2 separate regions of the Homo sapiens genome follow, and region 2 is linked to region 1. A link is an interaction called in ENCODE POLR2A ChIA-PET data of the cell type or tissue named here. Cell type or tissue: GM12878. All regions are shown on one strand. Each heading gives the region's core, and the rest is flanking DNA. Links, peaks and the distances in the headings are about the cores only. Region 1 overlaps SPIRE1 (spire type actin nucleation factor 1). Region 2 overlaps CEP192 (centrosomal protein 192).

What was found. Peaks named below come from ENCODE experiments on the same cell type or tissue, not always from the same donor. Only the 100,000 strongest peaks of a DNase experiment are listed, where the experiment ranks them.
Region 2: POLR2A ChIA-PET joins it to region 1 with 5 read pairs; 2 of 35 experiments call an interaction of 5 or more read pairs at or near these places.

The regions. Positions count from the first base shown.
Region 1 is chr18:12,632,711-12,638,093 of GRCh38, reverse strand. SPIRE1 (spire type actin nucleation factor 1) reads left to right here. Exons shown (of 17, transcript NM_001128626.2): 2 at 2,998-3,032. Among named protein-coding and RNA genes, the nearest start is that of SPIRE1, 23 kb to the left of the region's middle. In GM12878, for the core only: no CTCF peak of the experiment used is centred there; no DNase peak of the experiment used is centred there.
Region 2 is chr18:12,995,877-13,001,259 of GRCh38, reverse strand. CEP192 (centrosomal protein 192) reads right to left here. Exons shown (of 45, transcript NM_032142.4): 2 at 1,672-1,839. The coding sequence starts at 1,835. Among named protein-coding and RNA genes, the nearest start is that of CEP192, 7.2 kb to the right of the region's middle. RefSeq lists a silencer at 637-716. In GM12878, for the core only: no CTCF peak of the experiment used is centred there; a DNase peak (open chromatin) is centred at 2,359; H3K4me3 peaks cover 2,725 bases; H3K27ac peaks cover 4,344 bases.

The DNA.
Region 1 (5,383 bases), core at 215-5,214:
ATGTGATTGGGATTTTTGGATTCCTAGATTAGCTTTTGAGCAGGAATTTGGATGGCAGACCTGTGTAGTTGGTCAAATACTTTGTACTTACAGCCTTTTCATATTACCGTGAGTTACTCACCAATTCAAATTGAATGACCAAGAGCTGTTGAATTCTCACAAAAATTTTTAGTACTTTTACAGCATTTTCAGTTTTATAATGCAGGTCATTGAAAAAAATCTTATTTTATAGACTCTTATGCCCTTTTGGCACTCCTCTATCATTGTTTTTAAGCACTTCATTGTTTTCTGGTACAAAAAGATGTTCCTGACTTACCTTGTAATTTCCCTGTCCCAGCCCTGAAATCAGCCAATTTCCCAAGGAATCCTGATTCTGTTGAAGGGGAATGGGCTTGGCGTGCCCCATGGGCTTCTCCCACTTTTGATGAGCAGAGCTAGGAAATGTTTTGAAGTTGTGTAATATCTCTAGTTACAGTTTGCCACCACAGGGCTCCTTTTCTTCTCACGTTAGGTTTGTGTATTCCTTCTCCCATAGTGTAAGTCATGACTCCCAGCAATATCAGTGTATTTACTCATGTGCTCATTGCTGCAATACATTAAAATAGTTTCAGAATTTTATACTACCAACAAGAAACGTACTACAAAAACTTATAGATTTCTTTGTAATTCTCTTTATCTTCAGAATATATCCTACTGAAGATGTAAACTCACATACTCTTTTTTTTTTTTTTTTTTGAGACAGAGTCTCACTCTGTCACCCAGGCTGGAGTGCACCGGCGCAATCTCGGCTCACTGCAAGCTCTGCCTCCCGGGTTCACGCCATTCTCCTGCCTCAGCCTCCCGAGTAGCTGGGACTACAGGCACTTGCCACCACACCCGGCTAATGTTTTGTATTTTTAATAGAGATGAGGTTTCACCATGTTAGCCAGGATAGTCTCAATCTCCTGACCTCATGATCTGTCTGCCTCGGTCTCCCAAAGTGCTGGGATTACAGGCGTGAGCCACTGCACTTGGCCAACTCATATACTCTTAAAGAGGCTACTCTCTGTTACAGTTTGCCTGAGTGCTCCTCTCTTCCTCCCTCTCTCTCTTCCCCCCATGCAGAGTAGGCTCTCAGTAACTGTTTGCCGAAAGGCAGTCTGTACCCTTCCTTGAGCTGTTTCTGTCCAGTAGTACTTTGCCGAGTAAAATTAATTACCAATTTTATGGGAGTTAAGTATTCTTAACTACCAAAAGCATTAATGGTCTGAACAAACAATCATATGTATAAATAAATAAAATGTATGTTATAAATCACTGTTGAATGTAGAGTTTTATGTAACAATAAATAAATATATAAGTAAAATAACAGTCTTATACTTATCAAACCCTATTATATAAACCCTTAGCTAGTAAGCTCATTTTATATATATGTTCATGTAGTCTTTATTGCTCATATATAATTTTTAATTTAATTCATAGAACCTAAGGCCCCTTATTTTCTGGTCTCAGTTTCAGCCAGTGTTTCTCATTAGGATCATTAAGAGATGAGGAGTTGTGGTTGTCTTCTTTTATTTTTTCATTTTTGTTTTTTTTTCAACCAACTCATTTCAAATAAGAAATTGTGGTTTCAATTTTATTTTTTATTTTAAGAATTGGGAGCATACAAAAGCTATTATTTGTGATTTTTCTTTTGTGATGTCATAATACAGTCTGAGGCATAGAAATTCTAGTTAAGTACTAAAAAAATAACAAGGCTGTTAGAATAACCACTGTGGGCTAGGTGTGAGGGTAAATCCTGGGGAGAGGAAGAAGTGGGAGGATAGTATTGGGTGAAGGGAAAGGTATAGAGCTAAATGCATATTTGAATTTAGGTCAGTGAAATCTAAGTGTAGTCTGGGGAAATTAAATTTTCTAGTACTGACTGGGCATGGTGGCTCACGCCTGTAATCCCAGCACTTTGGGAGGCCGAGGCAGGCAGATCACTTGAGGTCAGGAGTTCGAGACCAGCCTGGCCAACATGGCAAAACCCCATCTCTACTAAAAATACAAAAATTAGCTGGGCATGGTGGTGGGTGCCTGTAGTCCCAGCTACTCACTCAGGAGGCCAAGGTGGGAGAATTACTTGGACCCGGGAGTGGGTGGTTGCAGTGAGCCAAAATCACACCACTGCACTCCAGCTTGGGTGACAGAGTGAGACTGCTTCTCAAAAAAAAAAACAAAAAAAACCAAAAAAACCCAATTTTCTAGTACGCAGTATAATTAATTGTATAATTGTGTTATTCGTTCTTTTTGTTAAAACTATTTAATAAGTGATTCTTTAAAATAGCTGTTTTTGTTTAAGAAGTATGTTTTTGTCAGCGACATTGACAGAAATGTATTAATTGTTCATGTTCTTTGGTATTATGTATCAGTGATGGAGAAAAATACTAATGTTGGTGCAGCCAAATATTGTTCAGTTCTAATTATTCTTTAAGTGAGCCTCTGTTGGAAAAATTACTCAATTAATTATATGGTTTTGCCTAATCATATATTAAAGAAAAACAGTCAGCATATATTAAAGAAAGTATGAATTTAAACATTATTCCTTTCATTGAAATGATCACTGTATCTTTAAACTGGAAATATATTTGCAGTCTTTTAAGATTTCCTAAGGTATACTTAAAATAAAATACCTTTAAAGTATTTTAAGGTGTTTCTTAAAAGAAAGCAAGACTTTCAAATGTTTTTGTTTGATTGATTTATATATCTGTATTAAATATGTACATATGTTTTAGATCTTATTACAGTTAAGCATTTTTTTCTCACCTTTTTTCTTTGTTATTTTTTAATGGGCCTATTTAAACTTAAATCTCTAAGTAGGACCTTCAGGGATATTTGGTCATTCTAGCATCTTTCATTTGCATAGATATTCTCATAGACATAATAAAGCCATAGCCAGAGAAGCTCAAATATTTTTATCAATGATTTAAAAAAGCTGAAATCTTTTTAAAGTAATCCTTTTCATTTTTATTACAGGTAAATTGGGATATTCACAATGTATGGAAACAGAGGTAAGTGAAATACTCAAATATTTCTTAGTAAAGCAGCTTTGCAGTCCTGTTTAGACTAACTTGAGTACTGAACTATCTCACTATAGGTTCTTGGTCTTCTGATAAGATTTCTTTTTTTTTTTTTTTGAGATGGACTTTTGCTCTTGTCGCCCAGGCTGGAGTACAATGGCACGATCTTGGCTCACTGCAACCTCTGCCTCTTGAGTTCAAGCGATTCTCCCGCCTCAGCCTTCTGACTGGCTGGGATTATAGGCACCCACCACCACGCTCAGCTAATTTTTGTATTTTTAGTAGAGACGGGGTTTCACCATGTTGGCCAGGCTGGTCTTGAACTCCTTACCTCAGGTGATCCACCCGCCTTGGCCTTTCAAAGTGCTGGGATTATAGGCATGAGTCACCGCACCTGGCCCTGATAAGATGTTTTGAGAGCAGGTGTGTTTTCTAGGTTTAGGAAGAGTAAAATGTGAAGAAAAATTACTTGCCTTGTCCATATTTTTGTAACGTCAGGTTGTGTTATAAAGAATAGCTTAATTATCATTTTAAAATTTAACCGTATTATTATTTGCAGAATTGAGTTAGCTAAGATCCAGAGCTCTTAGTAATTTCAGTTTTTTTTTCATAATTCAGTGCAGTATGTCATATAATAAATACAGCATTTAAATGTGTTAGACTCCATTGGAGCTGCCTTAATTTAAGAAAAAATAGGGACTTAGAAACAATGTTTTAGTAAGATTAATAATAAATTTGGTGCTTTGTTATTTATACAAGTAGGTTTATTATTATTATTATTTTTTTTTTTTTTTATTTTTATTTTTAGACGGAGTCTCGCTCTGTCGCCCAGGCTGGAGGGCAGTGGCACGATCTCAGCTCACTGCAAGCTCCGCCTCCCGGGTTCACGCCATTCTCCTGCCCCAGCCTCCCAGGTAGCTGGGACTACAGGCGCCCGCCACCGCGCCCAGCTAATTTTTTGTATTTTTAGTAGAGACAGGGTTTCACCGTGTTAGCCAGGATGGTCTCGATCTCCTGACCTCGTGATCCGCCCGCCTCGGCCTCCCAAAGTGCTGGGATTACAGGCATGAGCCACTGTGCCTGGCCTGGTTTATTATTTTTTAATAATTTAATTTCAAATTTCTGATTGTGAAATTTAAGGGGTTTCTATGTGTTCATTGCAGGGATTTCAAGCATAATACTGAAATACCAGGTCAGCATATATGTGTGGTGTTCTTTTCAGTAGCAGTTTCATCATCCTTAGATTGGGGGTGTTGGGTGTTTTGTTAGTGGCAATGCCCAAATAAAGGATTTAAGAAGTTGTATTTCAAATTTTATAATGCATCTACATATTGTTGTAGGTTTTAGTAAGTTTTAACTGTTGTTTTAAATGAAATGTAGGCTTCCCAAGGGATTATATTGTATAATAGAGAAACAAAAATAATTTATCCCTTTTGGCATTAATTTTTGTATTTTCTTTCTTTTTTTTTTTTCTTTTGAGACAGAGCCTTGCTGTGTCTCCCAGGCTGGAGTGCAGTGGCACAATCTTGGCTCACTGCAACCTCCACCTCCCAGGTTCAAGTGATTCTCCTGCCTCAGCTTCCCGAGTCGCTGGGACTACAGGCACATGCCACCATGCTGGCTAGTTTTTGTATTTTTAGTGAAGACGGGGTTTTACCATGTTGGCCAGGCTGGTCTCAAACTCCCGGTCTCAGGTGATCCACCATTACAGGCGTGAGCCACTGTGCCCGGCCCATTTTTGCATTTTCTATTCAACTTTGAAAGGAGGGACAATTTTTTCCAAGTTAGATCTAAAAAGGCAAGAACTTAATATTTTTATATTGTTAGAATTTTTGATATACTATTCAACATGACACAAAGGGGTGGGATTTGATTTGAGTCAGAAGAGGTAAGTTTTGTGGTTTCTGGGTGTGTATTTTTCTAGCTATGCAATTTTGAGTAAGTAATTTTTCTTCCAGAACTTTGTCTTTCTTATCTATAAAATGTTAATGGTAATTTGTATTAACCTCATAGCTTATGAAATTTTTAAAGAGATACTATATATTAAAATGTTTCATAAACCTTAAATGCACTATTGTGAATTAAGATGATACAAATATAGTCAGCATTCATCTGCATTTAGGTAATGAAATATGAAGATTTTACATACAAGGCACAGTTATCTAATTATCGTTTTATTATATTGTCATAAAATCCACATGATCTTAACATTAGTTTAGTACTCACTTTGTAAAGAAGCATTAGTTCATTTTATCTCCTAATTGACAGCCCTTATAATTTGATCCATAACATAGGTCACCAAAAGAATTGGAATCTAACTAAATAGAAGTTTTTCAGAATTA
Region 2 (5,383 bases), core at 1-5,000, 360 kb before region 1:
AATACAGTCACAAAAATCTTAAAGCTAAAAGAGCTGAGAGTGTTAATACAACCCCTTCAGCCCAAAGGTCAAGATGGTGCTCCTCACTAAATGTTTAGGTTGAGAAAAGACAAGAAAGTGGCCAGTTTAAGCATAGGCAAACTTTATATATTATGCAAGACCCTACATGTAATGGATGTGTAAACTATACACAATCCAGTTGAAGATACAAAACAAGGTGTATTTAACCAAACATCAATCTGGTAATAAAACAGAAATTTTAAAAGTAAAGAAAATAAAAGCTGGTTGAGTTTTGGGGGTTTTTCTTGAGACAGAGTCTCCCTCTGTCGTCCAGGCTGGAGTGCAGTGGCCCAATCTCAGGTCACTGCAATCTCTGCCTTCCGGGTTCAAGCGATTCTCCTGTCTCAGCCTCCCGAGTAGCTGGGATTAGAGGCGTGCGCCATCACGCCTGGCTAATGTTTGTATTTTTAGTAAACAGGGTTTTGCCATGTTGGCCAGGCTGGTCTCGAACTCCTGAACTCAGGTGATCTGCCCGCCTTGGCCTCCCAAAGTGCTGGGATTACAGGCATGAGCCACCACGCCCAGCCTGGTTGAGTTTCTAAGAAAGAGAAACTTGACTTCAGGAGCTGAAAGTTACTAGAATGACAAGAGCCAAGTTACCTCAGAAACCTAGGACAGATTGAAAGCTGGAAGAGAAAGAGAAAGACAGCCATACAAGTCCAGTAAAGAGTAAACCTGGCTGAAATGAATTAAAAAGTGAGGCTCTGTCATACCTCTAAATAGATCCAATGACCCAAAACTCTAGTCACAGGTGACTGTATTTGGAACAGACACCTAACCTAAGATGGACCAGAAACTCATGAGATATCAAGAGACAGTTCAGTAGTCTCCTTGTGTAGCTAGAAATGTAATTCATAGATGTCTTTTGAGAATCTGTGTTGCCATATTCTGTAAAATGAACAGAAAAGCAAATAAAACCAGTGTATTAAAAAAGAGCAGAGGCCAGGTATGGTAGCTCACACCTGTGTAATACCAACACTTTGGGAAGTTGAGGCAGGAGGATCACTTGAGCCCAAGAGTTCAAGAATAGCCTAGCTAACACAGCAAGACCCTATCTCTATAAAATATTTTTTTAATTAGCAAAAAAAAAAAAAAAAAAAAAAAAAAAGAGAGAAGACAATGAGTTATACAGAGAGAAATAGAGTGGGATGACAAAAACCCAAGTCCTGATGGCTTCCTAAATCTCAATTCCTGTCCCTTCTTGCAGCAAAGCTCTGCACTCCTCCCCTTGATGTCAAGAGGTACTCCTATAACCTTATGATTAATTTGCCTTTGAACTTCGCTAACACAACTTGTTTTACATTACTAGCCATTAGTGTGACTGAACTAATACAAATCCAAAACACTATAGACAAAAAAAAAAAAAAAAAATAGACCGAAATAGGTAACTGGTGCTCAAATCCCAAACCCACCCAAACCTACCCACTGAAAAGGCAAAGCAATGGGGAAAAAGACAGTAAATTCTGTCTTTTCTATATTCATTTCACATATTTGGCCATCCCCCTCATAGATAAAACAAAAAGCTCAAGCTTGACTGAGAAACAGAACATAAATATCAGCATGCTATAGGCTTTATGGACCTGGAAAAAAATCTGCTCAAACAAATCTTACCTGTTATCAGTGCTGGATCTATCCCTAGCAAGTGTAGAAACAGCAACAGGCAAGCCAAGATTTGAAGAAAGAGTGACATTTTCCAAAATCCCACTGTTACCAAATAATGAATTGGTGAGAAAGCTTGGAAATGATTCTTCTGCTATACCTCGAAAATCTTCCATCTCACTGCAATAACAAAAGTATTTCTATAGGTCACATATTACTATAAAATGTTTTTAAATGATTAAAAGCATTGTCTTAGAAAACTAATAAATCTTAGGAAAAAAATCCTTTTTTTAGCATTAGTAAGGGGGAAATAGGCAAATAGTCTGAGGTAAAATAAATCTCAGAATACTTTGCTACTTTATAGATGAGAATAGAAACCTTAAACATTAAACTTACCTTCTTATAATTAACATAATAATGCAATACAACACATTTTAATTTGCCCTTTGCTTGGTGTAGCTAGGAAAATGAATTACTACAAACTTATCTAGTAAAGAAAGCAAAGATGGCATAACACTGATGGTATATACAAATGATTTTAGGACATATTTAAAAGTTTGGTAGTTACATACTCATTCTAATACGGAACAGAAAAAGTACAACCAGCAAAAATCTAGCCCGGATCTCAGTGTTGTTAAGACTGAATTAAAAAGTGAACCCATTCAAAGAACAATTTTCAGTTAAAGTATAGTTGGCACATGGACAAGGTAAAAGTGGTAAAAGGGGTACCCAAATGACTAAATCTGGAAAACACCAGCACAAAACCTATGCTATTACTAGAGAACCTGACCACGGTGCTCTGAAGATGTTAGCTAGTCTCAACAATTTTTCAGAGTACGTATCATATACACACTGCATGGAAATCAGTAAAGGAAATAATGGCAGAAGGATAAAAAGATAAATAATCAGGAAAAGCTAAAAAAAATGAGAGGATATTGGCAATGCGCCTTGAAGACTGAGAAGAACTTTTATAGGCAGAGTATGGGATGAGAGAGTTTATTTAGGATGATAAACATGAGCCAAGAAGGAAAAGAATTAAATTTTATTGCATATCTACTAACTTAGCTCACTGAATCCACAGAAAATCTTACAATGTAGGTATTATCCCATTTTACAGGTGAAGAAACAAACTGAGAGACTAAATTAGCTCAATTTTCCCAAGGTTGCAATTAGTAAGATTCAAACCCAGGTCTGACTCGAAAATCCACTCTAAGTGCTAGGTCTATGCTGGCAGTAGCAAATACTCCAATGCATTTTGGCAGCAGGTGAACAAAATAACACAGTAAACGAAGCTAGAATAACAGAATGGAGCCAGATTCTAAAAGTCTGAAACGGTGTGTTGGAAAGTTTGAACTGTACTCTGCAACCAACAAAGAACTGACACAATCAACCTATTATACAGGAAGGGAGAGGACTTAAAAACCTGGAAGACTATTCAAAGAGCTACTTCAGTAATAAAGGAGTATACTAGGATCAATGACAAATTGGATTAAAGCATAGATTTTAGACAGTATGGACTAATTATAAAATATAAAAAGAAAAAGAAGAAGTTTTATGACCACTAAAGAGATTATGAGGCCAGGTGCGATGGCTCATGTCTGTAATCCCAGCATTTTGGGAGGCTGAGGCAGGCGAATCACTTGAGTTCAGGAGTTCAAGACCAGCCTGGCCAACGTGGTAAAACCTCGTCTCTACTAAAAATACAAAAACTAGCTGGGCGTCATGGCGGGCACCTGTAATCCCAGCTATTTGGGAGGCTAAGGCAGGAGAATCACCTAAATCTGCGAGGTGGAGGTTGCAGTGAGCCGAGATTGCGCCCCTGTACTTCAGCCTGGGTGATGGAGCGAGACTCTATCCCCCCCAAAAATAAGAAGAACTTACTTGTTTTGGAATAGGAGTTAAAAGAAATTAAAGAATGTGTAAGCAGAAACTCAGTTCTATGTAAGAAAACCCAATTCCCCCTGAGAAAGAGAAAGAGCTGGAGCCCTTTAAAAATTATCTGCCTGTTTTTCTGTGGCTAGTAAGCCTTATCTCTCCTCCTTTCCCAGGCATTGTGAAGACCCTGTTTCTCTAGCTGTGCAGCTGCAAGGTCACTAGACAGATAAACTCAAGCCATAAAACACATTTTTTCCTTGGAAAGTAAGAAATGATATAATGCATGTCTCAATTAATTGAATAATTGTCTTTGTTTCTTGCTTCTGTAATATGCTTCCTCCTGCACAGATTCCCCCCTGCCGCCCCACGAAATCCTTAAAAGGTAACTTAACTCTTTGTTCAGGGCTCAGACTTGTTCAGGGCTCAGACTTTTTGGATGTTAATCCGACTGGGCCGGTGCACCTAAATAATATATCCTCCTCAACCCCTCGGTCTGATTCCTAAATTATCCCACAACAGTTTATGAAGTGTCCATGCCCCTGTCTGAAGCCCACCTCTTCACTTTGCACTCGATCCCAACCCCTCACTGCACTGACAACCACTCTACCAATCGGCCCCCTTCCATAACATGATCGAGTCTTCTGTCTGTGCAAGCCCTCCCACGCTGGGCATGCTGTTATTTCTCCCACCTTTTAAAAAAAGCCTTCCTCTACCTCACACCCCCATTATCCCCCTGAACTGCCACCACACCTATCCATGCTCCCTTTATCACAGGCTTCCAGAGGAATCATGACTGGCATCCAGTTCCACTCCCATCCTCTCCTGAACGCACCCCACTCTGGCCTTCATCCCACCACACCACCAAAAAAATGCTTGTCAGCATCAGCCCTGATCTCCCTGTTGCCAAGCCGTAGCATACTATAATCTACCTCCGGTCCTTCTTCTGTAGCCTAACATTCAGGTGATTACTCCTTCCTTGGGGAAATACTTTCTTGGCTTCATTTCTCAGACACAGCTGTCTGGTTCTCCTCCAACTCCACCAAGCTGCTGCTTTCCCTTCTCCTTGGCCAGTTCCTCCTTATCTCCTAGACCTCCACAGAGTGGAAGCCTCCAGGGCTTGATCTTCAACTTCTTCCATCAACTCACCCTCTCTGGGTGATTGCCTTCAATTTCAAAGCTTAAAATATCACGTAAAATGTACACCTCCATCTTGGGCCTTTCCCCGAACCTCAGGTATTCAACCGCCTCCACAACACTTCCACTTAGATGTCTAACAAGCACCTACATTTGAATCTTGATTCCAATTAATTCCCATCCCCTCAAGAAATGCCTGCCCTTCAGCCTTCCCCACCAGCGAAAATGACAACTCCAACACCTAGCTGCTTAGGCCAAAAACCGTAGTCATCTCTGAGATCCCTCTCACACCCCATCACGTGCAATCCCTATGCAAATCTCTAGAGTTATACATTAACAACCTGCCCAGGACCTTGCTGCATCCCCCCAACCTACCCCCCAACCCTGCTATGACCTTGGTCAGGCCACCACCACTTCCTGCCTGGACACTCACTGCAATAGCCTTTGGTCTCCAGGCCTCCTCTCTGCCTCCCCTAGTCTACTCTCCACACACGAAAGTCACCCTATAACATTACTGAAACGTCCTCACTCCTTAGCTCAAACCCTCCCTCCACTGGTTCCCCATCTTATTCAGAGTAAAAGGCAGTCTTTAAGATGGCCAACCAGGGCCCAGATAATCTGTGACTTCGTCTCCTCTACTCTTCTCCCTTGCTCACTCCATTCCAGTCATCCTAACCTCCCTGCTGTTCCTGAAACATGCTAAGCCAGCTCCGCT